2 separate regions of the Mus musculus genome follow, and region 1 is linked to region 2. A link is a loop called in an ENCODE intact Hi-C map of the cell type or tissue named here. Cell type or tissue: heart. All regions are shown on one strand. Links, peaks and the distances in the headings refer to the core of each region. The heading gives the core; the rest is flanking DNA.

Region 1 (8,035 bases), core at 1,814-5,813, 170 kb after region 2:
AGATGTGTTATGTGTGTATATATGATATTTCTTTCTCCTGTCATATAGTTTCTGAAACCCATAGACTCTCTGAAATCAAAAGAGTCCCTTGTAGGCTGAAATGGTATGGGTCTCCTGTATAACCTCAGGAAGGGGGCCAGTTGCCATCAAATCAACCTTGTGATTAGTGACTCAGAGGAGAAGAAAATAGCTACAGGTTGAGTTCATCAGACATGCCTACATATTAATCACCATAAAGTCTCAAAGGACAAGGTTTGAGAGTTTCTGAGTGGATGAACACACGTGAGTCATGTGCCTGGAAAGGGATGTGAATTTTCATGGTCCTTCATCTTTACCTTGTCTTAAAGCATTCCTTCTATCCACTCATTTCTGAGTTGAATCTTTACATGAAAAATGAGTAGCCATTCGTAAAACAATTTGCTGGTTTGGGTGAGCCATTCTAGCAAGTGTTTTGACTCATGGGAAGTGTCCCAGGGTCCCAGGGGTTCACGGATTAACATTCTGGATTTGTCTGGCATGTGACTTAGGGGTAATCTGTGGGATGAGCCTGTCACCTGTGGGCTGTGTGCTACCTGCAGTCAGTGTTGGAGTTAAATTGAGTTGTGAGATACCCAGGTGGAGTTGAGAAATGACTTCGCGTGTGAAAAGCACACACCTGGTGTCAGAAGTGACCTAGTGACATGAGGGCAGAGAATGGGAGAGGCCAGCTCCCTCCTTCCTGTTATAACATTCTTCAAAGTGATTTTCAGAGAAAGACTCAACCCTTTCCAATCCTAGCTTCCTCATTCCTAAACAGCAGTTGTACTTCCTAGCTAATTTGGCTTTTATTAAGACTAATCTGAATTCTAAATAAACTCCTGGAGCTGCTTAGAGATAAGCACCGTATAAATAAAGAGTGGAGAACACTCGATGTTGTAAAGCGTATTTTGGAATCATGTATATTTTCCCAAGCCAATGGCAGACCTCCTGTGAATTTGTGTACACAGTGAGTGTCTGTGTTATGACCTTGTGACCTCCTCACCTTTCCCCTACATAGACTGTCTCTTTTTATCTTAACCATTCATTATCCTATCGCCCCTAAAACTGCTCCGTGCAGCCTCCCTCCAGAGCCAACTTCATCACGGTTTCCCTTGGAGCCCTGCTCAAACTCCCTTAGTTGTCTTAAATAATTCACATACATAATTTTAAATAGATTATGTTTTTGTCCCAGTAAAATAAGCTTTAAAACATTTTCTTTCTCCTAAGAATCCAAAAACTGGATGACTTTTTTCAAGATTTCTGTCCCTCAAAATGCTTTGACACAGGATCCCTGGATTTTTTTTTTTTTTTTTTTTTTTTTTTTTTGCCACAAAAAGCCACAGTCGTGGGTACTTCTACGTGACAGATAGCATTAGGGTGTGCTCTCTTTCCTAATTGGCTACAGTGTCTGGTCCTCATTAGAACAGGCCAGTACTATACATGGTAAAGAATGCATTCCTGATAAACTTAAGTTAGGCTTGGACCAAGGCCAAGAGTTGCTCTGGCAGACTAAAGCCACTTTTCCAACACTCCACTTTAGCAGGAAGATTTGTGATAAGGAAATATAAACAAGACATTGGGGTCATTCGGTCACAGGCCCCCACTTCCTCACCCACCTTTCCACCCTTTCTCAGGGCTAAGGAACCATTCCCAGGCAATTAGTCACAACTGTCCTTACCTCAGTCTCTCAGTCTCTCTGTCTCTCTCTCATCTCTCTCTCAACTTTCTCTCTCATCTTTCTTTCTCATCTCTCTCTCTCTCTCTCTCCCTCCCTCCCTCCTTCCTTCCCTCCCTCCCTTCTGTCACCCCACCTCCTGTTTTTGGTAAGGACGTTTTCTTGCCTTGGAAATTCATGATCATCTTTTAGAAGAGCATTTTTTTTTAAGATTTGAATTTTTCCCTGAAAATTTTAACTGATTTAACACAATCTTCACCTTAAGATCAGACTCTTTTGTTAAAGAAATGTTTAATTTAAAGTACTTTACTGTCTGAAAATGGAGGTGGGGAGCTCAAAATTAAAGACAAAAGAAATGTACACACTGGCTAGATTTAACCCCACTAAAGCCAGCAGCGTTAGAGTTCCAGCTATGTCCCTCTCAGTCACCTGTGTGGTAACTGCTCCTCCATTTAACACTGCTGACCTGGACCACTAACCTTGATCCAAGAGCTGCAGATGGGACAGTACCCTTTGACCTACATATAAATATTTATATTTATGAAAAGACACTTTGAATTTCTAAAAATAATTGTAAATATTATATAAAAGCAATCATCAGGGGCTAAAGAAATGTTTGGGCAAAATGTTTGCACAAACATGAAACCCTGAGCCCAGATGCCCAAAACCTGCATAAAAGCTGGTGTGGCAATATGGACTTGTATAGCACACGGCTGGGGTACAGAATAGACAGCTCCTGGGGTGCGTGGGCCAACTGGTTTGACACTAATGATAAGCTCCTGCCTCAGTAAACAACCTGTTTCTCACTAATAATGTGAAGAGCAATATAGGAAGTCCTCCCGGTGCTGACTTCTGTCTTCCACATGCATGTGTGGGTGTCTTCACCCCACTCACACACATAAAAAAACATACAAAAGACCACAGTTTTATAGATAGTCACTATTTCCTTATGCTGCCTTCTAGAACATTTCATGTGTAGCATAATACCACACAGTCGGAATGCCTTTTAAATATGTGTGAAGAAAGAAATAAAATGCTCAAACAACGCTCACTAGTGAAAGAAAATCCTCCAAAAATATAAATAATAATACTGGATTTCAAATAGCTTCAGTAGAGAAAATAAAAATCGAGTTTTTGGTGTATTATTTCTCTTGGTTGCTTAATAAGATTTTGTGTTTTTGTTCAAAGCCCACAAATGACAAAGAACCAGCTGCTTAATTTAAGATTATAGCCTGTCCAGGAGTAAGTGGGGAACCTTGATTCACATAAACAAGAGACTCAAAGAGTGAGAGTTTGATGTGACGTTAAAGACATTTTAGAAAGATTTTCCCTCACCCAGGTCCACTAATGCTAGCACACTTAGACATGAGCATCAAGGGGCAGACAGATTCTCAGTTAGATGGTTTTTCTTGAGATTTTCAGTAGGTATCTGACCAGCAAAAGGTACGGAACACCTGAGAGCTCTTCATTAGTGAGATGAGCTAATCTCCAAGCATACTCCATATAGGGCAACAACAATCAGAACTTAATACACAAAACACCCAGACTGGTGCAGAGGGACTCAAAAACTACTAACTACTTTCATTGAAATGTTAAATCCAGGAACAGAAGAAGGGAAATAAGTCAATGGGTTCCTTTCTGATCATCTTTCTCTTAAGAGTTCCTCACCACTGAAATAGTGGGAACACTGTGCTAAACATGTAGTGCAGATAATTATCTAACGTAATATCCAAATATGTACATAATCTGGAGCTTCATTATTTATTAGAAAGATAGTAGAGACATAATATCTAAAATAATGAACAATTGACCTAACTAGCCTATGTTCAAATATTAGCCCTTCCATTTTCTCAATGGGTAACAACAATAAGGAAGTTATCTAATGTCTCTGTGTCTTCCTACGGTATAAAAGGAAATAATGTTAGTACTTATTTTGCAGGCACTATAAGGACTCAAATATTTGGAAAGCACTCAGCATGTTATCTGTGCCAGGAATATAATGTATCATCATCATTACTATCATTTTTATTATCATCACCAACATCATCATCATAATCAACAACAGCAGCAGCATAGAACACCACCACCTTGGACACCAGACAAGATATTATTTGTATTGGATGTCCCTAAAGAAACCTTTCAGAGTCATGGATCCTAAACGTAGGACTATCAGCATACCATTTACTGCTCAAATCTCAGCCTCAGAAATACTAGAGACACTTTGTACACTGGACCTAACATATGAGTAAGTCTGGCTCAGAGAATGCCAGGGAGACGCAAGAGAAACACTGTGTGCAAATACAGACTGAGTCATCTACAGCTCTGGGGTTAGAGTGTGCCAGCTTCTCTTGGCTTGCAGCAATGCAGATAGACTGTGGGAAGAACTTTCAGTTTGGTGGAATTTACTGTTTTATATGTGCTTTGTGGCTGTGAAATCACAGCACTTGCAGAGTTGAGAGGACATCATATATCTGCTCGTCCAACCATTTTACAGATGAGGAAACTGATCCAGAAAAGAACAGTGATGGGTCAGCATGTGGCTAGTAGGTAGTGAAGCCTCTGAAGGAAAGTCTTTTCAGAACCTTAGTGATCATGAGTCATCGTAGAATGTTCCCAGCTTCATACTATAAATCTGATTAACTAGATCCATATTTTATAAATAAGTAGCTTAAAGAGTAGGAGTACTTCACCCAGTTGAACTTCAAATTACTTTAGATCAAAGTAATGTATCTTTTTGGATATCAGACTCTTGCTTAAAAATTTATGTGCTTTAAAATTCCTGTTACAGAGAACATAAACAGTACATTGAGTTTGATCAGTCAGTGAAAAATTAATCTCAGGGGGTAAATGTTTCATCTTTCCAGGCATCGGAGAACGACATAACAAGCATTTTACTGAGTTCCATTCTGGCCCTGAAATCGTCTGTTTATGCCATGTGGATGAAGAGCTTACTGAGAAGCTGACCGTTCCTCACAAGGCCTCCCTTACAGGAAGGAGGCTACTCTGGAAACAGTCCCACCGTTCAACATCTTGCACATTTGCCATGACCCAGACATACAAACACAGCTTGCTCGTGTCTGCTTTTAACAGAAGACTCAGAGCTGGGTGAATTAGATCTCTTACCCCACTGTCTACTCTCATCCAACTTCACAAGCCCTGCATCATGTTTTATTAAGTGGACTGCTTTTCCTTTAATGCTCCATCCTGACTCCCACTCCCTTCCCTCCTAGAGCCATCCACTCCAATGCTTATAAAACCTAGGTGCTGTGGTGGTTGTCCAATTAAGGGATACCCAGGTAGCTGGGAAAGCATCATTGTATGAGATTGTGGGAACATCAGTGGGCATGACCTGGCTTTTTGAAGGACTACCAGTTAAAATTCTTAGAACATCTGTATGGGGTTGGACTTCCACTACCAATGCAAGAGGGGTTCCCCAGGTTCCTCACCAACAGTGAGTGCTAGCTGCCTTTCTTATGGGCATCTGTCTAGTAGGCAGGAATTTGTTAGTGGGCCACTCTGGGATCTCCATCTCTTAGAAACACTCATATCCTCACCTCCCCCCTTTGAAAATGAGGAGGTCTAGATTTCCATACACACCACACACAAGTCCTGAGAAACAGGAAGTGGTATCTTGGGACATACACATGCTTTTTCCCACACCAATCTGCCATATCTCAAAATATTTCTCATAGGCCTTCATTCTCTGGGGAATTGGGGTGGTGGTGGGACCCCTGGGGTTTGGGGGTGGTGCTTGGGTTGGGAGGGTGAGGGGTGTCCCATCCCTCTGAAAGCCTTTCTGGAAGTTTTTGACATCAACATTTGTGAAACTGATAGACCAGGATTGCGTTCCTGTCCTCCTCGATCCCTTTTCCCTTTCTTGCCCCCCTCCTCTCCCCAGTCTTCCTCCCCACACCATCTTCCCTTCCTTTTGCCACTGCCATCTTGCTACCTAGATCTTGAAGAGCTTTCTCTTTCTTAACTCCTCTCTCTTTTCCAGGAGAACTCTCAATGTCCTGCCTCTGAATAGGGGGCTTGGGGTGGGCAGTGGGGAAGCATAAGAAAACTAGATTACAAGGGGAAACAATTAGGAAAGACTGTCTGCAACACTCACTTTGCCATGTGAACATACTTTCACCATCCTAAAGCAATTTGCATATCACGTGACCATCTCAGAACCATAGAGATAAAAATAGATAAAAATAGAAACCAAGGCTGAGAAACAAAAGAGAGGCACTGTGTGGCATAATAAGATGGATGGACTTCAGGAAACCTATTTTAGAAGAAGTGCCTTTTACAACGGTCCCGGCCTTCCAAAAACATGAGGAAGCTTTTAGAACACCAACTTTCATTCTGTTCTCCCCATCTTCTCTTTCATAGATCCAGTTGTCTGAACTCAAAGAAGATTCTGACAAAAAAAAAAAAAAAAAGAAAAAGAAAAAGAAAAATGAAAAAAAAAAAAAAGAAGAGAAGAGAAAAGAAAAGAGAAGAAAATTATTTTATCTCTGCTTTTTAACAAATAGCTTGTGGTTGTTCTTAACCACTTGCAAGATTTTTATTTCGTTGCCTGTGATTCTCTTATAAGAAATATTTTGAATATTTAAATATTTCAAACAACTAACTGTTCCTTTTTCAAACTACAGTATACTTCCTGATTACCTCGTGCTGACTGACATGGTGAGTAGATTCCTTGTGTGGAGCAAGGGATTTTCAAATGTTAAATGTCTAGGTATAGACACATAAACAGCTTAGTTCAATTATTTAATTATGCCCACATGCTGGTGATATAAGCTTTACATTGTCACTTATCAAAATATGAAAATCAGCATATATGTCTCTTTCTATGATCAAAATATATTAAATCTGCTTGGAGGACACTTTTTTTTATGCCCCAAGTGAACGCTTGCTCCTGGATAGTCAGCAAGTACCACATGTGAGTGGAGAAAGGCTGTGAGGATGACTAAAAAAGATGCTTTTTCTCCACAACCTATTATGATGCGTTTAGACAAATGATTTAAATCACAAGTCTTAGTTTTATCTTCAACAATATATAAATAGGGCTGGAGTCTAGCTTAGGACTAGCATGCTTGCCCGGCTTCCAGGAGGCCATAGATTAATATCGCCAGTACTAAAAAAAATAATGTAATGTGGAGATAATAATATCTATAATTGTATATTTAAGATTTAGCATGATCTCTACAGGTTCTCTCTCCCCTTTGTTGGGTATTTCAGCTAATGTCATCCCTGTTGGGTCCTGGGAGCCTCTTGCTTTCCTGGCATCTGGGACTTTCTGGTTGCTACCCCCTGTTCCCCATTTCTTACTGCTACACACCTCTGTTCAATTTCCTGACCCTCTGTACATCTCCCTCATCTCCTCCCACACCTGATCCTGCCCCCTGTTTTTCCTCTACTCCTCCTTTCTTCCTCCCAAGTCCCTCCTACCCTCTATCTCCCGTGATTATTTTGTTCCCCCTTCTAAGTAGGACTGAAGCATCCACACTTTGGTCTTCCTTCTTCTTGAGCTTCATGTGGTCTATAAATTGTATCTTGAGTATTCCAAGCTTTTACGCTTATAGCCAGTTATCAGTGATCATGTGTGCTCTTTTGTGACTGGGTTACCTCACTCAGAATTATATTTTCTAGTTCCATCCATTTGCCTGCAAATTTCATGAAGTTGAAAAATTATAACGTAAAAGTAAAATTCTAGGCCTTTAGGCCCAGGCTTGAGAATGTGACCTCTATGACTCAATGATCCAAGGTATGCTAATCATAAAACAGATAGTGACATTCCTCCACCTACCTGCTTCCTGTGTTCAAGGAGTGTTCATTCAAAGAAAGTCACCCCGACCCACCCTGACCATTGCTGGAACCCGCTACACAAATGTGCTATTGTTAGAGTCTCGTAGAAACTGTCTTGAGAAATAACCCTCACAATTACCAGGTATTCCTTGTGACTCTTGTGACTTTGTACTTCCTTGTGACTCTTAACTGGTATTTTTGGTATTTTCCAACAACACCCTCCCCACCTCCTTGAGTTGTGGTTTCTTCCTTTAAATACTCCCTCACCTAGCTACTCGGGGCGCCATGGTCCTCTACCACTGCGTGGTTTATGACTGTGGGCCCAAGAGCGCTCTTGAATAAAAGTCTTCTTGCAGTTTGCAGCAAGACCATTCTTGAATAAAAGTCCTCTTGCAGTTTGCAGCAAGACCATTCTTGAATAAAAGTCCTCTTGCAGTTTGCAGCAAGACCATTTCTCGTGAGTGATTTGGGGTGTCGCCTCTCCTGAGTCAGAACGTGGGGGAGTCCTCACGTTGTGGGTCTTTCAAAGTCATTACTTTTAATAGC
Region 2 (8,035 bases), core at 2,760-6,759:
CTAACATTCTCAGTGAAATAAAAGAGCTGCATACCTTCTAGCATCTATCAGAAAATGATTTCTCATAGGAACTTCTGGGCAAATGCTGGATAATGGATGACTTGAGCCTAGAACAAGGGAAGCCAGAGTCCTGCTAATTAAAAGGAAATCTAGGAGCTGTTGAAATAATCAGGCAAAGAGTGGGGAGAAAGAGTATCCCCTGGGGACTGTAGGGGTCTACCCAGAGCCTCTGCTGAACCCGGATTTCACATCTAGAAATGAATGAATCTAGAAGAAAGTTCCAATTTTCAAAGCTAATTAAAGTAACAGTTCTTTTCAAAGTTAGAGATCATGAATTCATATCTGTAAAAGCCAAAGTGTTGAAAGAAAGAAAGAAAGAAAGAAAGGAAGGAAGAAAGAAAGGAAGGAAGAAAGAAGGAAAGAAAGAAAGAAAGAGAAAGAAAGAAAGGAAGGAAGGAAGGAAGGAAGGAAGGAAGGAAGACAAGGATAAATGGAAGGAAAGGGGAAAGGAGAGGAAAGGAAAGGAAAGGAAAGGAAAGGAAAGGAAAGGAAAGGAAAGGAAAGGAAAGGAAAGGAAAGGAAAGGAAAGGAAAGTCTGGACCAACCAGGCAAAGCCAGGCTAAAACATAGAAGGTGGCCTGAGGTCTCAGCATGTTGTACAACTTCACAGAAACCAAGATGCAGGTAGACAGCCCCTCTGGCATTATTCGCTTTAACTGCAGTATTGACTATACTGTAGCTTCTTCCACTGTAGAAAGTACCAAAGAAAAGCTCTGCAGTCACACGTTATAAGATGGCTGGTTTAATTTTCTAAATCCCCTCATTTAACTTATCCCTGTCATCTGTCCCACCCACTTCTTCCTTAGCCTCCAAGTCAATAAAATCCTAACAACATCATGTGCCAAGCCCAAGTGCAGTTTTCAACCACCTTGTACACAAGGGTGCTCACCTACTCTTTCTTCTTAGCATTCCCTAGGCTTGCTCCAGGCTACGCACATAATTTTGCTGATGAATGTCTCCTGCTGTTCTTAAAAACAAGATTTATTTGCTCTCCGTGCAAATGGCTGTAAATCCAGACCAGCCTCATCCCTGTCTTCAGGTGGACCTCATCAGTTGTAGGCATCTTATCAGCAAGAAACAGCTTCTCCTAATGGCTTGATAAATATTCTGGCCTCCCCAGAATCAGTTATCGGGAGATTCAAATCATGGTCAGTACTTATAGCAGCTATTACCACAGACTTAGTGCCGGTAACCCTTTGTACTTATCTCTGTAACCAGAGAGGCTGAAAAGCTCCTTTTATGTCTCCACTCCTGGTCACTAAAAGCTGAGTTCATTCAAAATTCCCTCCTGCCTACAGAGCTCAGAGTCCTGCAATAAAAACTGAAGAAGAGATTTGAGCGAATATTATATAAACGTCTCCCTCCGGTCCACCTCCCCACCTCCAACCCTGCTAAATTTGGCACAAGGCAAAGGAATGTAAGTCTTAAGCGGAAGGGCAAAGGGACATAGAAACAAACTTCACTGCCTTTGTATTTGTTCAGCAGAAGACAAAGGGTTTTAGGGCAAATCAGCTCCACCCCCCACCCCCCTATGCATCTTGGTTTTAATGAAATTGATCTACTGAGCCTGAAATATGAAGAATGAGGGCCTGGGATTTATGAAATTTCTCCGTGGAAATCAAGTGCTTCTTTTCCTTCATGGCCTTACCGACATACCTTTGATGAAAGTAATTATAAAATCTCAATTACTGGGAAGAATGAGAGGAGCTGGGCATTAACCCCTCATGGCCCTTCACAGAAACTGGGCATCGTGCGATCCATAACAAAGACCCAGGAATGCTTTCCAAAATAAGTGACAGCAGAATGCAAGGCAACCTGGTGCCTCTTGAAGAAATCTCAAAGGACTCTAAAACTCCCAGGCAGGCCCCTTGAAAAGCAGGGAGGCACAGACACTCTCAAGAGACCCTAAGATGCTGCCATTTGTCTCATTACAGCTTTCCAGTCACTCAGCCTCTCTGTGCAGGGGGGAAGCTGTGCTCTTTGGAATGTCAGCCTCATGCTGGGTTTTAGTAGAACTTGGAGTTCTGGAGTTCTGGCTTCCGTGCTCCCTGATGATCTTCACATGAAGGTTTTTGGCATTGGGAAAGAATGCGCACCTCTCTCACTGAAAAGATCCTTGGCATTCGGCATGAGTAAGGGACTTTCTCAATGCCACAATCACTTACATGCTAGAGCCTACATAAGCTGCAACTATATGCTCAGCCTGCAACATTTCAACTCTGCCACCAAAGGCCTGAGTGTGGGATGGGACTCAGCAATGAAGAAAAGAGGTGTGTTGCTCTTCGGTGGCGATTTCCAAGGCATCACGGCTTCTAATCCAGGCAGAACTTTGATTCCTATGCCTGGATTTGATTTTTAAAATTCACTTTTTTAAACAAACTGAAAAGAATTCCCAAATTCTGTATTATGTATAAAAATAGCCTTTTCACGGTTATTCTTTTCTTTCCACATGGGTCGTGCTCTTTTTATAGCAAGAAGTTGCATCTTGCTGGTGTCTTGTCACTCTGTGGCTGACCTGTCCCAGCAAACTGTCAGTGTGAGGCAGCCTTTACTAAAAGCCTCAGTGGTATGGCAAGGGGATGAGATAGGTAAGGACTGTAGTAGAGACCTGGGCGCACTGGGTGGTGGCCTCCAGGCAAAGCCTGCAAAACTCTGCATCAACTCATCCACTGTGAACGGAGGCCAAGAGTCTGCCCTACCTGATTAGTCTGTAGCCTGCAGTGACTGTTTTGGGCAATAAGTGGGCGAGAGACTTGAATTGGACCTCAAAACACTGAAAGCCATGATAAATGTTTCCTTTAATTCTCTTGAAGGAGATAAGGGAGAAAGGGCCATATTCTGGCCATGGCAGAACCACTGCAGCTGTGGTCTCAACTCAGCTGTGGCTGCCTACAGTGAGTTCATAACAAGACTGGGCCTGCCAATAGTCAATTATGGAAGAGAGAGAGAGAAAGAGAGAGAGAGAGAGAGACAGACAGACAGACAGACAGACAGAGACAGACAGACAGACAGACAGAGACAGACAGACTGAGAGACAGAGAGAGACAGAGAGAGAGAGACAGAGACAGAGAGACAGAGAGAGAGACAGAGAGAGAGAGACAGAGACACAGAGAGAGAGAGAGAGACAGAGAGAGAGAGAGTCGCAGGGGAGAGGTTCCCAGATGAAACCGCTTCCCAATGAACTACTCCTAGCTTACTCTGGAGCACATCAGCATCAGACTCCGGTGGATGGTTCTAAATCCTGGTTAAATTCAGCAGGCCTATAAACAAAGCAAAACAAAACAACAACAAAACCCTCATGAATATAGGAATGTGCCTTGAGGGAAGGTATGGAAGAGGTATAAAGATGGAATGGAGATGAGAAATAAGAAAAGGTAAGAGGGTATAGTAATTGGAATATGCTTTATATGTGTATGAAGTTGTCAAAGAGCAAATTCAATAGTTTTTTTAATCAACTCTCCAGGAGGAAAAAGGTTAAATTCCTCTCAAGTACTTTTTTCCTGTAGTGGGAAAGCTTGTTAAAGCTATGACCTCACAGCTGACAATTGCCTAACTGTGGAACAGCATCAATAGCAAAAAAAAAAAGGTTTTCCTGTGTTTGTTTGCTCAGCACCTTTGAGTGCCACATTGATGAGAGGAAACTGTTCAGCGTGTCTTTCAGCTCCTAAGGTCTTGCCCAGAGTCCTGGATTCCTCTCTCATTCACAGAGATTAAACGCGCAGATAGAGTACATAGGGTCCCACATTCCCAGTCCTTCTGAGGCTACGGAGAAGGAGTTCTTCATTATGACTATTGTATTAGGTTTCATCTGCTCATGTCCTGGTCCTACCGACAAGGCTCAGCCTGCCTCGTTGCTCTTCTCTGAAGCTTTTCCTCACATCTTACAAAACCTCCTCTTACACACCGAGGAACTAACAAAGGAGCGTGTCTTAACTCGGTAAACATCCCCCATCCCGCCCCCTCTCCTGTCTCCAAGCTTCTTCCGACATTCAGACTCTCATCCCCAAGCGAAGAATTTCCCCATAAATATTTTATAACTTCCTAAGTCCATAGACTACCTCGGTCCAGCTTTATTATTATATCTCATTTCTTATCTGGCACAAAGTTTTCCTCCTTGAAACGTATTCCTCTTGTGTGGCCCTGTGTCCGTTTGTCGGTTGCCAGAAGACAGCATGCTGGAACAGAAAGCTCCCGGGCAGTGTATGTCAGCCAGGCTTTGGGGTTTTTGTTGTTCATTTCCTTCTCTGGGTCGCCCCTGTGCGCCTTTGTGGGGACTGTCGAGCCTTGGCACAAACCGCAGCTCCTGAATGGGACATTCTTCCAACAGACAGTGTGTTCCCAGCTTGCCCAGCAAGAGCTTCCTTGGCAGCCTGGCAAGGACACCATTGAAGACAAGGCAGCCCAGGGCGACCTCCACAATGACTGTGGCTCTGACTCAGTCGTGAAGTATTTGCTGTCAGTGGTGCATAAAAAAGGCAGGGCTTCACAAGATGGCTTTTCTTTTTTCTTTTCTTTTCTTTTCTTTTCTTTTCTTTTCTTTTCTTTTCTTTTCTTTTCTTTTTGTTTGTTTGTTTTGTTTTTCGAGACAGGGTTTCTCTGACCCACAAAGATGGCTTTACAGGTAGCCAAATTATTCACCCACCTGGGCGATGAGGAAACAAAGCCAAGTGAAAAAATTAGGTTTAAATACCATAGGCCAGTGCTGCCCCTATGTTTGAACAGGTAGCAAAAAGCCTAGCAAAAAGCCTGAAGCTATTTTTTTAATTTGTTTATTCACTTTACATCCTAATATAACCGCTCCCCTCTCCTCCCAGTACCCTCTCACATAAATCCTTCCCCTATTCCCTCCCCTTCTCCTTTGAGAAGGGGTTGCTCCCCTTGGTGTCCCCCTCCCTGCAGCACATCCGCTCTTTGCAGGAGCATCCTCTCCCACTGAGGCCAGACAAGGCAGCACAGCTTGGGGAACAGGATCCACAGGCAAGCAACAGATTCAAGAACAGCTCCCTGCGTCTGTCATTGCGGGACCTGCATAAAGACCAAGCTGCACATGTTATATTATGTGCCAGCACCTAGTTCCAGCCCATGCGAGCCTGAGGTTATCTTAAAAGAAAAAGTCTGAATAGCTGAAGGTCAGGGGCGTGGTGAGGGTTGGGGTTGTAACTCTTGGGCCTAGATGGGAGGACCTTCAGCTGGTCCGGTCGTCTCTGCTCCCCAGTGTCTGGATGTGACCCCTGCTCACTTCTTAGGATTATTTGTAAGAGACCAGTTCTGACAAGGTAGGAATCAACACGAGTCGAACTGGAAAGTTCTCTTCAGCTTCACTCTTGGACTGGGTGTGGGATGAACAAATTCACATTCTCTGAAAGCGGGAGACCAAGACAGATGACCGGCTTCCAGGAACATCCCCTTTGGACCTTATTGTTCTCTGGGACCTAGGGGGCTGGTGGGGGTGCGGATGGAAGCTGGACCTTGTGGGGAAGATGGTGTTCTTTTACATTTCTGAGCCCTACCAAATATTCTCTTTGTAGCTAAGTAGTTTGTGATAGTATCTTCCCTCACACTTGCCACTACCATGCCTGTCCTACTTAAGAGTTCAGCTCTCTCCTGCTCCAGGGAAAGTTCTTTTTCTTCCCCTGTAAAAAGTGAGAAGTCTCTAAAGATTTCGGACTTTTGCTTTCCAAAAGCCAAAACTTTTAAAGTACAGTGCTGGGGAAATGGAATGAGTCTGTGAGTAGAAAACACATAAAGAAGGGTTTTTCCTGTTTGCTGTGTAACAATTTCTTCTAAGAGTAACCAGGAAATGAAGTATCCCATGGAAATAAAAAACTCAAAAGGTTCAGAAGAGCCTGAAACTGACCATATTTGCTAGGCCTCTCCATCCCAAGCATGGGTTAACTGCAAAGACTCCCAAGTGGCATTCTCAGACACGCTGAGCTTCCTGGAAGAGGCAGAAACTGAGCCCCATGGAAAGGGTACTCTCCACCTGTTGAACTGCCTTCAGTTTATACAGTATGCTCCAGGTTTCCCACTCTTGTGAGCTGTCACACGCTGTGGTGGGATTTAGACACATAGCTGTTTCCTTTCCTGTAAGTAACCTTTACCCATATCCCTTTAAATAGTCCCGATAAAACTCACTTGTTCACCAAATTGCACACCAGTGGCATCTGCACTTTGCTCTGTCATTTGTTCCCTAGAGGGTGAGTTGACGTCTATTGACATCTTCTTTGCAATCGTGTCATACAACACGGTTTCTAAAGACAGAGAAATATCTTGACTGGCTGCAGATGAGCCGAACACTGGGTCAGCACTCCTGGGAAGGCTGTAGAGTCATCCATGGGAGAGACTCTGAGGTGGTCTGAGAATATACTGGACTCCAACTCACCATCACTCAGACACCAAACACCTAGAGTCAGTTGAAGACTTCCTGTGATGAGAGTGCGCTTTTGAAACATTTGCATGCAGAATGTCTGCTCCACCCACAGAGTTCAACACCAAGGTTAAACTCTAAAGACAGGAAATGGAGAGGAAAAGGAGGAGAGGAGTGTTGGGGGATTGACTTGTGCTTACACAGGGATTCGAAGGTCTGGGGTAGGTCTCTGCCAACAGTTGGTTTACTGATAAAGAGCCAGTGGCCAATGGCTGGGCAGGGTGAAAGAGGAGGCACTTTTAGTTTTCCCTGGTGAGAGACCTAGAGGAAGAAGGCATTTGGCCATGAGAGAGACATAGGACAGACCATGCCATGAAGGAGCAGGAGATGAGACAGCCGAAATGTAGGTGCAAAGGGAAAGCGGCACCCATGGGAGGGCTGCTCAGAAGGAACAGGGCAACAAAGATAAAATATAGATTTAGGAAATGTTAACTCAGAAATACCACAGGGGAGTGTGTGCTAGCCACAGGGAGGTTTGGAAGTGCCCAGCCATTTAGCTTGTTAGGAATATTAAAATAAAGTGTATGTGTGTGTGTGTGTGTGTGTGTGTGTGTGTGTGTGCATGTGTGTCTGAGTGTCCGTGTGTGTATCTGTGTGTGTGTGTGTGTGTGTGTGTGTGTGTGTCTGTGTGTGTGTGTGACTGTCTGGGTCTGTGTGTCTGAGTCTGTGTGTCTGTGTTTGTGTCTCTGTGTGTGTATGTCTTTTCATTCTCCCATCCAGAGCTCTTGGGTGGGTGCAAAGCCTTGTGCACCCACCAGGAGTGCAGAGCTGATTAACTTTTACAGCTAAAGAGTTGGGGATGGGGCTCAAAATGGGAAAAGTAAACAAGAAAAAGTTTAAGATTCATTTTTACTTTCCTAGGTGATAGACTAATTGACCAAATTGTTGGTTTGAACCATGTAAATTTGCTGCTATTCAAATATCTGTTTGTCCACATAAAAAAAATGGCCATTTCATAAGTTTCAGCAATTAAGGAATAGTTAGTTTCTCTACTTGCAGATGGTGACCTGGTCAGAACCCTGGGGAAACTGCCTGTCAAAGGGTTTCCCTCTGTGAGGGACCCTCATGTAAACTCTTGCTGTTCCCTGACATACACGGAGCATCTCCTGAGGGCATTGTTATTACTTCTGACAGAGGAAAATCAAAATAGGGTGTGAAAGAGAGTTAGGTGGCTACAAGCTGGGAGCAGGAAGGATTACAAGTTAAAACACAAATCTACTTGGCAGCCTCTTGTCTTCTCTTTGGGAGGCTTGGCTTCCCTAAACAGGGTGCATTTGCCTGTCTTTGTTTCCCATCATCAAATGCATCCTTGTGTTTGTCAGCATATCTCTGAACAGCAATGAAGAGTAAACTAACAACCGGTCCCTCTGCATCAGCAAGAGCAGGGAAATGAGCTCCGATCGTTGATGTCAAGGGAAGGGAAGGCTGTGACTTCTAATGTGCTAAAGAGAGAGCCACTTAAAAAGATTTACAAGTCTGAACTGAATCTACACCCACGGGATCCCTAGGAGAGGGCAAAGAAAGAACACATCTCCAAAGTAGAACCTA

Evidence for each region. A loop is a pair of places that touch in the nucleus more often than their neighbours do. Peaks named below come from ENCODE experiments on the same cell type or tissue, not always from the same donor. Only the 100,000 strongest peaks of a DNase experiment are listed, where the experiment ranks them.
Region 1: it touches region 2 in a loop (1.8-fold over the local background); 3 of 42 quality-filtered maps call a loop at or near these places.

Annotation. Positions count from the first base shown.
Region 1 is chr5:4,319,507-4,327,541 of GRCm38, reverse strand. No RefSeq gene overlaps it. Among named protein-coding and RNA genes, the nearest start is that of Gm40261, 50 kb to the right of the region's middle. In heart, for the core only: no CTCF peak of the experiment used is centred there; DNase peaks (open chromatin) are centred at 4,001 and 4,711; H3K27ac peaks cover 1,151 bases.
Region 2 is chr5:4,492,658-4,500,692 of GRCm38, reverse strand. No RefSeq gene overlaps it. Among named protein-coding and RNA genes, the nearest start is that of Gm40261, 220 kb to the right of the region's middle. In heart, for the core only: no CTCF peak of the experiment used is centred there; a DNase peak (open chromatin) is centred at 4,342; H3K27ac peaks cover 1,561 bases.